Linked DNA regions of Homo sapiens: regions 1 and 2 are each linked to region 3. Evidence: read pairs that join two places in POLR2A ChIA-PET (ENCODE). Cell type or tissue: Caco-2. All regions are shown on one strand. Region 1 overlaps EPM2AIP1 (EPM2A interacting protein 1). Region 2 overlaps LRRFIP2 (LRR binding FLII interacting protein 2). Region 3 has its middle 22 kb from the start of GOLGA4.

Evidence for each region. Peaks named below come from ENCODE experiments on the same cell type or tissue, not always from the same donor. Only the 100,000 strongest peaks of a DNase experiment are listed, where the experiment ranks them.
Region 1: POLR2A ChIA-PET joins it to region 3 with 10 read pairs; 15 of 35 experiments call an interaction of 5 or more read pairs at or near these places.
Region 2: POLR2A ChIA-PET joins it to region 3 with 5 read pairs; 5 of 35 experiments call an interaction of 5 or more read pairs at or near these places.

Annotation. Positions count from the first base shown.
Region 1 is chr3:36,984,889-36,988,888 of GRCh38, forward strand. It overlaps EPM2AIP1 (EPM2A interacting protein 1), which reads right to left. Exons shown (of 1, transcript NM_014805.4): 1 at 155-4,000. Among named protein-coding and RNA genes, the nearest start is that of EPM2AIP1, 6.2 kb to the right of the region's middle. In Caco-2, no CTCF peak of the experiment used is centred here; no DNase peak of the experiment used is centred here.
Region 2 is chr3:37,114,871-37,118,870 of GRCh38, forward strand. It overlaps LRRFIP2 (LRR binding FLII interacting protein 2), which reads right to left. Exons shown (of 28, transcript NM_006309.4): 7 at 184-225. Among named protein-coding and RNA genes, the nearest start is that of LRRFIP2, 58 kb to the right of the region's middle. In Caco-2, no CTCF peak of the experiment used is centred here; no DNase peak of the experiment used is centred here.
Region 3 is chr3:37,219,488-37,223,487 of GRCh38, forward strand. No RefSeq gene overlaps it. Among named protein-coding and RNA genes, the nearest start is that of GOLGA4, 22 kb to the right of the region's middle. In Caco-2, no CTCF peak of the experiment used is centred here; DNase peaks (open chromatin) are centred at 2,194 and 3,834.

The DNA of each region.
Region 1 (4,000 bases), 230 kb before region 3:
GAGCCACCGCGCCTGGCCTAATTTATATTTTAAAATAAGGATCACTCTGAATGCTATGTAGAGAATAAACTATATGAGGAAAATATAGAAGCAGGGTACATACCAAAGAGTATGCCAAGAATGGGTGCACATGCTCACTGAAAGACAGATGTGATCATTTTCATAGTAACTTTATTCATAATGACCACAAGCTGGAAACAACCTAAATTTCTATCAACGGTAGAATGGGTAAGTTGTGATGTAGTCACACAATGGAATACTACACAGAAGTAAAACATGAACTGCTACTACATATAACATGGATTACTCTCACAGATACAATGTTGAACAAGACACGGAAGAGTGCATATAATTATTTCACTTACATAAAGTTTTAAAACAGGCAAAACTAATCCGTGGTGATAAAAGGGGTTGGTGGGGGCCTGGGGAACATAAGGACACCTACTGAAGTGCTAGAAATATTCTATATTTTGACCTGGGTGGTGCATTCAAGGGCATATATAAAAACCCACTGAGGTGTACACTTAATATCGGTACACTTTTAAATTTTACCTCAGTAACAAGTTGAAAATATATTGGAAGAAAGCATATAAATGAAGATGTTAATCAGTGGTGTTGTCTTCCAAATATTTCTGGTTTTTCTCCCAGGTATATGCAAGGATCACACTCCTCCTAGAACTTTAATGTGGCTATGTGATTTGCTTTGGCCAATGAAAGTCCTTTAAGAGTCCTTAAGTGATTTGCCATACTCTTTTTTCATTTCCCAAAGTTAGCACCCACACTCCTGATGGTATCTGCTTTGTCAGCCTGAGACCCAGAATGAAGGCAACTTAGAGCACAAATTGGTGAACTTTCTCTGTAAAGGGCCACAGAATAAGTATTTTAGGTTTTGTGAGATGTACACACTCTGTAGCAACTACTCAGCTGTGCCATTGTAGAACCAAAGTAGCCACAGATAATAAATAAATGGACAAGGCTATATTCCAGTAAAACTTTATTTAGATAAATAAGGAGCTAGACAGATTTTGCCCATGGACCATAGTTTGATCATGGCCAACCTATGATCTAAACCAAAGTCCCTAGGCAAGTTGCAATAGAAAAGTTGTGTGAGACAGTGAGATTTTGCCTTTGTTATTCAATGGCAAGCTAGCCCATGCTGACACAGAAATTGGTCCCTTGTTTTTTAAAATGCTAAAATACTGAACACTGGCTTAATGGTTAGCTGGCAGGCATTCAGGAAATTGCTATCAGAAGATGGAAGAAATAACTTACACAAGGGTAATTTATATTATGGAAAGGTGAAACTGCCCCTTGAGATAACCTGAAAGGCAGATCATCTACCCTTTACTAAAGAAAAAGACAGAAAAACAAAATATTTTGTAGTTGCTGTTCACTGCACTTGACAAAACGTACAGAAGAGATGAACTCAGAAAAGACTGGTCAGTTTGCAGGCAAAAATGAAAAGGAAGAGAATTCAAATTCAAGTACTTACTGGGTAGGATGAGGCAACATTTTAATATCAAAAAGAAAGATAAAAATGGGAAATCCTTTTACAAATAAATAAAAAGAGAAATCCTTTAGCCAAAAGGTTGATTAAAAGCCAGTTTTGCCGCCGGGTGCAGAGGCTCACACGTATAACACCAACATTTTGGGAGCCCGAGGCGGGCGGACTGCTTGAGTCCAGGAATTCGAGACTAGCCTGGGGAATACAGCAAGACCCTGTCTCCACATAAAAATACAAAAATTAGCTGGGTGTACTCGTGTATACCTGTATTCCCAGCTACTTAGGAGGCTGCAGTGGGAGAATTGCTTGAGCCAGGAAGGCAGAGATTGCATTGAGCTGAGATTGTACCTCTGCACTCCAGCCTGGGTGACAAAGTGAGACCCCGCCTCAAAAAAAAAAAAAAAAAAAAAAGCCAGTTTTGCAGCAAGCACCAAATCACTGGATGACTATGACACCTACTGTTAAGATCTCTGAATGACTTAATATGCCTCAGACTAAAACTCCAACTAAGATTATACTAGTTAATCCCATAAATTGGTCAAAATGGCTTAAGGAAACAGACTAAGGGTGTGGCTTTCCCACCTAAGCCTGAAAAGCCTCAGTTACCCAGAAATTAAGTTCAGAGAGGCATGGGAACAAGAAGGCAAAGGAATACAGCAAACTTTAGAAGTATACATTAACTAGATGTCACTTTTGGGTCATCTCCCTTTGGGTGATAAGGACATTCTGCAGGTGTAAAAACAAGTGAACTGAATATATAGTGACCAGAAGGGCTGAGTCAGTCTTCTACTTTGTTAAATTTACTTACTTTTAAATCCCAGAAGAGCCAAAAATCATCTGTAAAGGAAAGTAGCAAGTAAATAGCATGCCATTTTCTCCTAGTGTTGATGCCTACAAAAGGAAAAATGATTATTAACTCTTAGGCGGCATTATCTTTTTCCAATACTAAATGTAACATTTAGTAAAAACATATTGTTTTAGTTCACTAAGTAGTTGTCTAATCTTTTCCCTCTATATGTAGGTTCCTTTGGAAATTTAAAAAAAAAAAAAAAATATATATATATATATGACACTGTTTACAAAGGGTAAAAAAAAATAAGATTCTATACATGGATATGCAAACTTAATATTACATAGTGGATTTGGTGTGTATATTTGGTTTTGAATCCTGAGTTTACTACTTACTGTGTTTACCAGGGAAAACCGCAATTTGTTATCCTTCTCTCCTTTCATACAACAGAGAAAACCACAATTTGTTTAACAGTCACATAATACATATTTAAGTCACATGCTAAGCACTACACTAAATTCTGAGAATACAACGAGGTCCCTAGTTACAAAGAACTTGTCTTCATTTTTCAATTAGTAATATGTGGATAAAAGTTACCCAATGGACAGTCTAAGGCAGAATGACTGTGAAGGTCAAATAAGACTGTGAAAGAGCTTCAAAAATTGTAAAACACTACACAAATATTCGTTTGTCCAAACATTTATTGAAATGCCAGGCATTGTGCTAAGCACTAGAGATATAACAGTGAACAAGGCTTATATGGTCCCTGCCCTTACAAAGCTTACAGTCTAGCAGTGATCAATAAGCAGTAACAATAAAGTGTGCCAAGTGTATGTCTGGGAAAGAACAGGGTGTATAGGGAATGGATAGTAAGGGCACCTAATCTAGAGGGCATCAATGAAGGTTTCCTAGATGAAGTGGCATACTGAGACCTTAAAGATGAAGATAAATTTGTATTGTACCCTAAGAGCAATGGTGAAAGCAATGCAGTGACATGATCAGTAAGTCTTTTGGAGCAATTTGGTTGTAGTGTAGAAAGGAATAAAAATAAAAAACAGGGAGACTAATAAGGAGGCTGTTGCTATAATTTAGGTAGGTTGATGGCCTGAATTAAAATGGCAGCATTGGAGAATTGGTAAAAAGGACAAATGAATGGTTGGTAGTGGTAATGCCATTTAGTCAAAGAGGAAACATGAGAGGAGGAGCAGGATTGGGGGCAAGATCAATGACATGTAGTGCCTGAGACAGCAAAGAGCATTTGTTAGCAATTAGATACATCAATTAGGGAAGATCTAGAAAGGAGATATGAATCTGACAGTCATTTGCATATAAATGGTAAGGAAACCATGGAAGGAAATGAGATCAGCTAGCGAGCTGACACAGAACAAGGCAGTCTAAAACAAATTTTTTTAAAAATACGAAGAACAGATATTGAAGGGAAGAGGTGCCTGCAAAGACTAAGAAAGCACACCTGGAGATGGTATCTCCTCAAAGCTAAAGTCATCAAGTGTTCAAGTGTTTCAAGGAGGGTAAGACTATTAACAAGGACTTAGCATAGTAGAGCAATTTGAGTGGCAATACGGGACACTGGGAATACAAATCTGTCAAGAAAACTAGTAGGAATGAGCTATAGGACAGTAACTGGTAAGGACCTAATAATTTTTTTTTTAATGTACGTATTTTAACTATATTCACTGCTACAACAG
Region 2 (4,000 bases), 100 kb before region 3:
CTAAAGAAAAAAATTACTATTCATGCCACAACCACAAAACATTAGCTTTTTGCTTTGTTAGTCACACATTTTCCCCAAAAGTTCATAACAAAGCCATGAAAGTTAGTCATATTCTATAATTAGCATCAACAGATGTTTATAAAGTAAAATTCCACATATAACACAAAGTCATGTGCTACATACTAATGATGAAAGTCTTGATGATCTATCCTTGAACATATCATACTGGGTTTCAGCAAAACATGAAAGTTGGTTTGTTTCCAAATTCAGAAATATAAAGAAGAGAAGAAGTAATATTTGAGGTTATTTTAAAAATCCAGCACTATTTTAAAATAAAAAATTATTAAACATGAAAGCTAATCCAGTTGAATTAAAAAATATTCTTCCTCCTACTTTTTCCTAGTATAAAGTATTGCTAAACTGTATGTATATTCAAAACTGTATGTTTATTTTTCTTTTAAACAACAAAATTCATAATCAGTAATAGTGATATGATTCAATCTCAGTACACTATAGCACAAAACATCCTAAGGGAGCCTTTAAATACAAGAATTAAGCATTCTAAAGTCAAAAATGCTTTTTAAGAAAATTATTATCACTTTTAACATCATTTCCTATTGTTTGAAAAATGGCAAAAGCAAAGGATGAACAGGCAATGAGGCAAGCTGACATAACAAGCATGGTCAAGCTTACAAAAGAACAATTGCAGCACCAAGATGGGGAACATTCCCTTGGATCTGCTTGTGAACAAACACCTAAGAATGTCCTTCCTCAAGAAAATGCCGATTTCTCATTTTGAGAAATCTGGTCAATGTGTGAACTGCACAGTATACATACAGGTGTGACACTGAATATAAATCAAAGAAAAATATACAAAACTCGTAAGACCAGAACACCCACATTTCATGTAGGATCCTTTTTAAAAGTAAGATATGTAATACCACATTTCAAATCCAGGGAAGAAAAACTAAATAGTAACTACATAGATTTATGGTTTTCACACATCGTTTCTTAAGCATTCTAGTTTATATTTTTAAGCTGTCTACCCAGAAAGTCATATACAAAACAAATAAAAGCAATGAACAAGTTCCTCAGGTAGTTTAAATACTAATTGTTTGATAAAAATATCTTTCTTTTCCAACTCTTATATTCATTTAAAATTTTAAGCAATACTATTCAAAAACCCAATCTAAAGTAACGTTTTCATAAGGATAGGTTGCAATTCATCAGTAGTTCATAAAATCAACTTAGTAGGGTCAACCAGCTTTTTTTGAGACAGGGTTTCACTCTTTTGCCCAGGTTGGAGTACAATAGCTTGATCATAGTTCACCGCAACATCGAACTCCTGGGTTCAAGTGATCCTCCCACTTCAGGCTCCCAAGTACCTGGAACTACAGAACTACAGGAACATGCCACCATACTTACCTAATTTTTTTTTTTTTAATTTTAGGAGATGGGGTCTTGCTATGTTGCCCAGGTTGGTCTTGAACTCCTGGGCTCAAGCAATTCTCCTACCTCAGCCTTCCAAAGGGCTGGGATTACAGGCAGAGGCCACCGTACCCTGCCCTCAACCAGCATTTTAAAAACTAAACTAGAAGAGAAAATATTAGAGGGTGTTGTGCAAAGTAAGTGCAAATATTATTTTGTGAAACTTTTGTTTCAATAATGTATTTTCTATACTTTTACATATATACAAATCCACATGCATGAATCTTCATGTGTATACTGACTTATGGTGTAAAATGTATTTCTTGTTGTAGAGATCACAATTTTTAAAAAGCTTAAAATATATTAGAAAATCAAAGTATATAATCTAGTTCTAATAAGACATTAAAATAATAGTTCAGTCAGAATAAAGCCCTTCCATTCATGCCTAATGAAATGGTCATTTACAAAAAACATTGCAGAAACCTCAAAAAATAAATTCCATAAGTATCAGACTAAGTGGTACCATTTTACCACTGGTATAAATTCATTGAAAATGTTATTGTAATAAATACCAATTTTATTGGAGCAAAATATCTGTACCGCATGCTTTTCTTATATTATCCTGAAACTAACAGAAAACACAATAAAAAATATTATTATTGCATGTGTAACAAAATCTTGTTACAAAATTTTCTAAAATGCGTAATAGTATGCATTTAAACTGTGTAGTAGTAAAATGTCACTTACCATGGAGAGACACTTCCCCAAAAATAAAGTTGCTTCTCTATAGAAATTTCTAAATTAAAAAAAATCTAACCCTTTTGTTTAAAAAAAAAAAAAAAACCTCCATGACCAAAACATATTACTCAAGTCACACATTCTAGCAGATAAGCTATTCCATCCTCCAAATAAGGTAAGTTCATGGAAAAGAGTAGCTGTCTTTCCTCTTATCATCCTCTCTATAGCACCAGTGGCATTTTACACAGGCATAGGATTTAACAAGCCAAACTGGAAATAACCTGTTTCAATTTTCCTTTTCCAAAATATAATGTAGAATTCAGCTGGTTTAAAAAAAAATGTTGAATCTATCTGGTAGGAAAATCCATAATTTGGGCATACCAATTTCTACTAGAACAATGGGCAAACAAAAAAAGTCACCCCAATAAGTAAAAGTTGGCCTTTATATTGTTGTAAAGAAAAGAAAGATTCATCAAAGGAGGTAAAAGTGAAAATAGTAAGGGCTCATTTCCAAATTTTTGATGCTATAACCATAGAGAAAAAAGAAAATTTTTTTTAACTTTAAAAGTTAAAAAAAAATCCAAAATTTGCTATTGTAATCTTTTAAAGAAATTTTAACTGTCAAACTTGCCTGAAAGTTTTCATTAGGAAACAAACTAGAAAGAAAGTACATACAGTGAACAAAGTTCAGCAAGTGTCAATCTCTATTAGAATGTACCTATTACTCAAATATCAAGGACACTGAAAGTCAAAAGTGAATGCATAACACTAATACCACACATTTTCCTGGGCTACACACCATAGTGTCTTTCCTTTTGGGTGTACTGGCTCTACTCCAAAGTGTCCCAGTTATATCCTTTGATGGGTTCTTCAATAGAATTAAACAGTGTAATAGTAAATAATAAAACACAAAATTGTAAGTATATTTTAAAAATTAAATTCATTAAAATTATACCAAGGCTACTGGTATATAAATAGTAACTAAATACATGCAACAGTAAAAATCTCCACCAATGAGAAAAGGCAATGTATCCCTACTGCTCTGATTCAATCAAGATCACTTTTTCTTCGTTTTTATGCTGTGGCACAATCAACGCTCACTGCAGCCTCGACTTCCCGGACAGCTCCCACCTCAGCCTCCCAACTGGCTGAGACCACAGGCATGCAGCACCACACCCAGCTAATTTATTTTATTTGTATTTATTTATTTTTAGTAGATACAAGGTCTCACTACTTTGCCCAGGCTGATCTCAAACTCCTGGGTGATTCTGCTGCATCAGCCTCCCAAAGTGCTGGGATGAAAGGCGTGAGCCACCGTGCCTGGCCAAGATCACTTCATTTTCTAATTTTGGATCTTTACCTTACTGTCTTCTTGTATTTCAATGTATAAAGCAATGACCAAGCAGCTACTAATGTTCTGCACTATTAATAATCCAATCATTATACAAAACTAATAGACACAGATTGTTTCAATTCTAAATTCCTAACTTTGATTTAATCTTCCCTCCCCCAATCCTACCATTCACAGTCTTGAACTACCTTTGCTGTTTTTATTTTTATACATAATGTCTATAGCACTGACACCAACATTTCCAGCCCATATAGCTTCTGGTAAGCCACCTTTCAAAAAGATAGTATATGAAAGTTAATTGGACAAAAGGAGAAACCTAAAGTCCTAAGAATGCAGCATAAGACCATAAATATATCCACCTCACATTCAGGTACTGCTAATGTTCAAACATCAAATACTACGTTCAAAAAGTATTAGACCTCTTAGTACACGGCCTTAAGTTTTTAAAAATAACTGGCTGAGAAATGCATAACTCCAAAATTA
Region 3 (4,000 bases):
ATCTTGACATCACTGAGAGTTTTAGAGCAAAGCAGCATACGTGTGGCAACATGATCACATTCTTCATCCCTTCTGCCAAGAGACTGGTAATGAAGGGACTGAAGGTGAATTTTTAGTTTTCAGCTTAAGTGAGTGGTTCTCCAGCATTACTGAGTAGAAAAACCATCTGCAGGTGATTCTTTTTTTTTTTTTTTTTTTTTTTTGAGACAGAGTCTCAGGCTAGAGTGCAGGAGCGTGATCTTGGCTCACTGCAACCTCTGCCTCCTGGGTTCAAGCAATTCTCTTTCATCAGCCTCCTGAGTAGCTGGATTACAGGCGTGCACCCACACCCAGCTAATTTTTTTATACTTTTAGTAGAGATAGGGTTTCGCCATATTGGCCAGGCTGGTCTCGAACCCCTGACCTCAAGGGATCTGCTCACCTTGGCCTCCCAAGTGCTAGGATTACAGGCATGAGCCAATGTGCCTGGCCAGGTGATTCTAACTCAAAAGGTCTCTCTCTTTCCTTCCCTTCCTTCCTTCCGAAAAATCTCTTTTATTTTTATTTTTATTTTTATTTTTGGCTTCCCAGAAAGTATTTCACCAACAAGTATCTTTTAAGCTCCTGACATGTATCAGACAATGCTTTGGGCCTCAGAATCTGCATGTTAACAAGCCCCCTAAATGATCTTCGGGTAGGTGGTTCAAAGAACACATTGTACAAGCTGGCCTAAAGAAACGTGTAATTGATACTGTGGTTATCTTTTAATTTTTTTTTAATTTTCTTTTTTTATAAAATAGAGGTGAGGTTTTACCATACTGCCCAGGATGGTCTTGAACTCCTGGGTTCAAGCAATCCGCCCGCCTTAGCCTCCCAAAGTGCTGGGATTACAGGCATGAGAAACTGTGACCAGCCGATACTGTGGTTACCAAACACTCATTTTATCCAGCTTCCCAACCCCTACAACAGATGGTATGTTGTGTTTAGGTACCCACCCTTCTCTGCTCAACCATGTGCTTCAGGAGAGGCTGGCCACAGACCCAGGGAGTAGATCCTGATTGTTCAAAGGCAATCATGGTCTTCCCATTTCCCTTTGCAGGGACTGGTTTAGACAAGGCCATGCGATGCAGCTCTGACCAGTAAATGGAGGATAAATCTGCAGGGGGTTTCTGGGAAAGATTTTCTTGCTCCTAATAAAAGACATACAAGAAAAGATGGTCTTTTCTTATTCTGAGTATGGTTGTATCCAGATATGAAGGCTGGCACTAGGGCAGTCACCTTGCAACAAGAAGGGGAAAGCTAGCCCCCAAATGAAGCCTGCCCAGCAGAATGACAGAGCAGCAAGATGGAAAGAACTTGGTTCTTGAAAGTGTCATTGAGCCATGGAATTACCCAACCCTGGAGCTGTCCTATTCTTGGACTCGTAGGTGCAGAATAACACATTTCTTTGTTTAAGACAGTTGGGCTTGGGACTCTTTTATACCTTCTGCTAAAAACATTCTGACTGGCATTGAATTTTTATGTGCACTTTTGATTCAAGGTTTAAGCTTTCTGTAATTCACTGTTAAATAATTGTAACACAGTGTCTCAGGTGGGTTCCCTAGAAGTTGAGTCTGAGACAGGGATTTGAGTGCACATGATTTATTGAGGTCATGCTCTCAGGAGATTAGTAAAGCAGGAGGTGAAATAGAGAAGGAAAAAGGAAAGAGATGAGCAAGGATGTGGTTGCATGCAAAGTCTAGCTTTGGACTGATCCATGGGCGGTTCTGGAGCTGTATTGTTCAGTATGGCAGCCATTAGCCACATGTAGCTATTTAAATTTAAATTAATTAAAAGGAGTTAAAATTTAAAGCTCAGTTCTTTAGTCACATGCCAAGTGCTCAGTGACTACAGAAGCTCATAGGTAAAGTCGTTAGCCACATCAGTCATAGCAGCCCCAAACTCACCATCAGGTAAAGGTATCTGGAGAGAGTACCAATTGTGACTACTACCCATGGTATGTAAGTAGACATGAGCTGCATGCAATGCTATTGGCAGAGAGGTTAGATAACACTCCTTTTTTGCTAATCCACGTTGGGAATTTAGAATCTCCTGAGATTGCTCCTAAGGAGCACCTTTATTTCTTAACAATCCCTAGAGTTCAGACACATACCAACTATATAAACATATCTGATAGGTGAGTCACTCCAGTGATGCTCAGATTGCAGACAATGGAGGCTCAGAGAGCAGGCTCAAAGGGAGAAAGGGACTTGGTGCAATGAGTAAGAACTAGAAAAAAGTGCCTGAATGTCAAAGAGAACTGGTGGGGACAGAGGTCTGACTCTGGACAGAACTTGAAGCTGCCACTGGAACTGTCTCATCCAGCCACTGTGTCATACAAAAAAGAAAGAAGAGGGTTTATATTTTCACTTTTTCACTACGTTCATCTCACTTTTTTTTTTTTTTTTTTTTGAGTCAAGGTCTTACTCTGTCACCCAGGCTGGAGTGCAGTGGTGCAGTCTCAGAATCCAGATCGCTGCAACCTCCCTATCCCAGGCTCAAGCGATTCTCCTGCCTCAGCCTCCCGAGTAGCTAGAACCACAGACACGTACCACCACACCAGGCTAATTTTTTGTATTTTTTGTAGAGGGGGGGCGTCTCACCATGTTGCCCAGGGTGGTCTCAAACTCCTGGACTCAAGTGGTCTACTTGCCTTGGCCTCCCAAAGTGCTGGGATTACAGGCGTGAACCACTGTGCCCGGGGTGGCCTGTAATCTGGCACGGTTTGAAATCCAACCACCTTGCCCATCTCACTTCTATAATATGTTTTCCTATGTTTTATGTCTGTCTACTCTTTGGTTATCTCTTCATATGACACCAACTTTGTAACGCCATCTTCTAGAAAGAGAATAGAAGGTAATTCAGTCTTTCCTCTTACATGGTTGACCACAATTTGTTTTTGGTTATTGCTACTTTATTTTAATTTTATTTATTTTTTTATGACTTCAAAAAATTTTTGTGGGTACATCGTAGCTGTATATATTTATGGGGTACATGAGATGTTTTGATACAGGCGTGCGATGTGAAATAAGCACATCATGGGGAATGGGGTATCCATTCCCTCAAGCATTTATCCTTTGAGTTACAAACAATCCAATTATAGTCTTAAAATATACAATTAAGTTATTATTGACTATAGTCACCTTATTGTGCTATCAATAGTATTTATTTTTATTTTTTTGAGACAGGGTCTTGCTCTGTTGCCCAGGCTAGAGTGCAGTGATGCAATCATAGGTGCAACCTTGACCTCCTGGGCTCAAGTGATCCTCTTGCCTCAGCCTTCCAAGTAGCTGGGACTACAAGTGTGCACCATCACGGCCATCTAATTTTTTTATTTTTTGTAGAGATGGGGTCTCGCTTTGTTGCCCAGGCTGGTCTCAAACTCCTGGGTTCAACTGATCCTCCCACTTTGCCTTCCAAAGTGCTGGGATTACAGGCTTGAGCCACTGCGCCCTGTCTATTATTGCTACTTTAGAAATATTTCCTTTTGCTTCACAACTTACTATGGGAAATGCCTAATCTTTACCTTCCTTCTCAGTCCTTTGATCAGGACTTCCCTCAGTCCCTTCTTGTCTGGAGGGAAGTCCTCAGATTTCATAGCCATGGCCTCCCAGTAGCTGCTACCAGAGCAACAGCTGCTGGTTCAGCTCAGGTCAGGTCCTCACTGCCCTGTTCCATCACTGGTTTGGTCCTGGGGGGTAAGCAGGAGGGGGTTGGGGGTGCAGGAGAAGTAACTATGAGCCTGAGTCATAGTCACCCTTGAGCAGGAAGCAGAGGAGCTTCTCATTCAGATTCTTCTCCTTGAGGTCAAAGATAGAATCCAGAGGCTAAACCACATAACCCCTCAGGGCACACCAGCCCAACTTCCAACTGCTGACACCTGCAACTTTGGCTAAGGGCTGTTCTCTGGTCACTGAAGCCCACTTTGCTCACCTGTGTGGCAAGCTGCAGATGTCCAGGAATTACTGTTCCTCCCCACAGC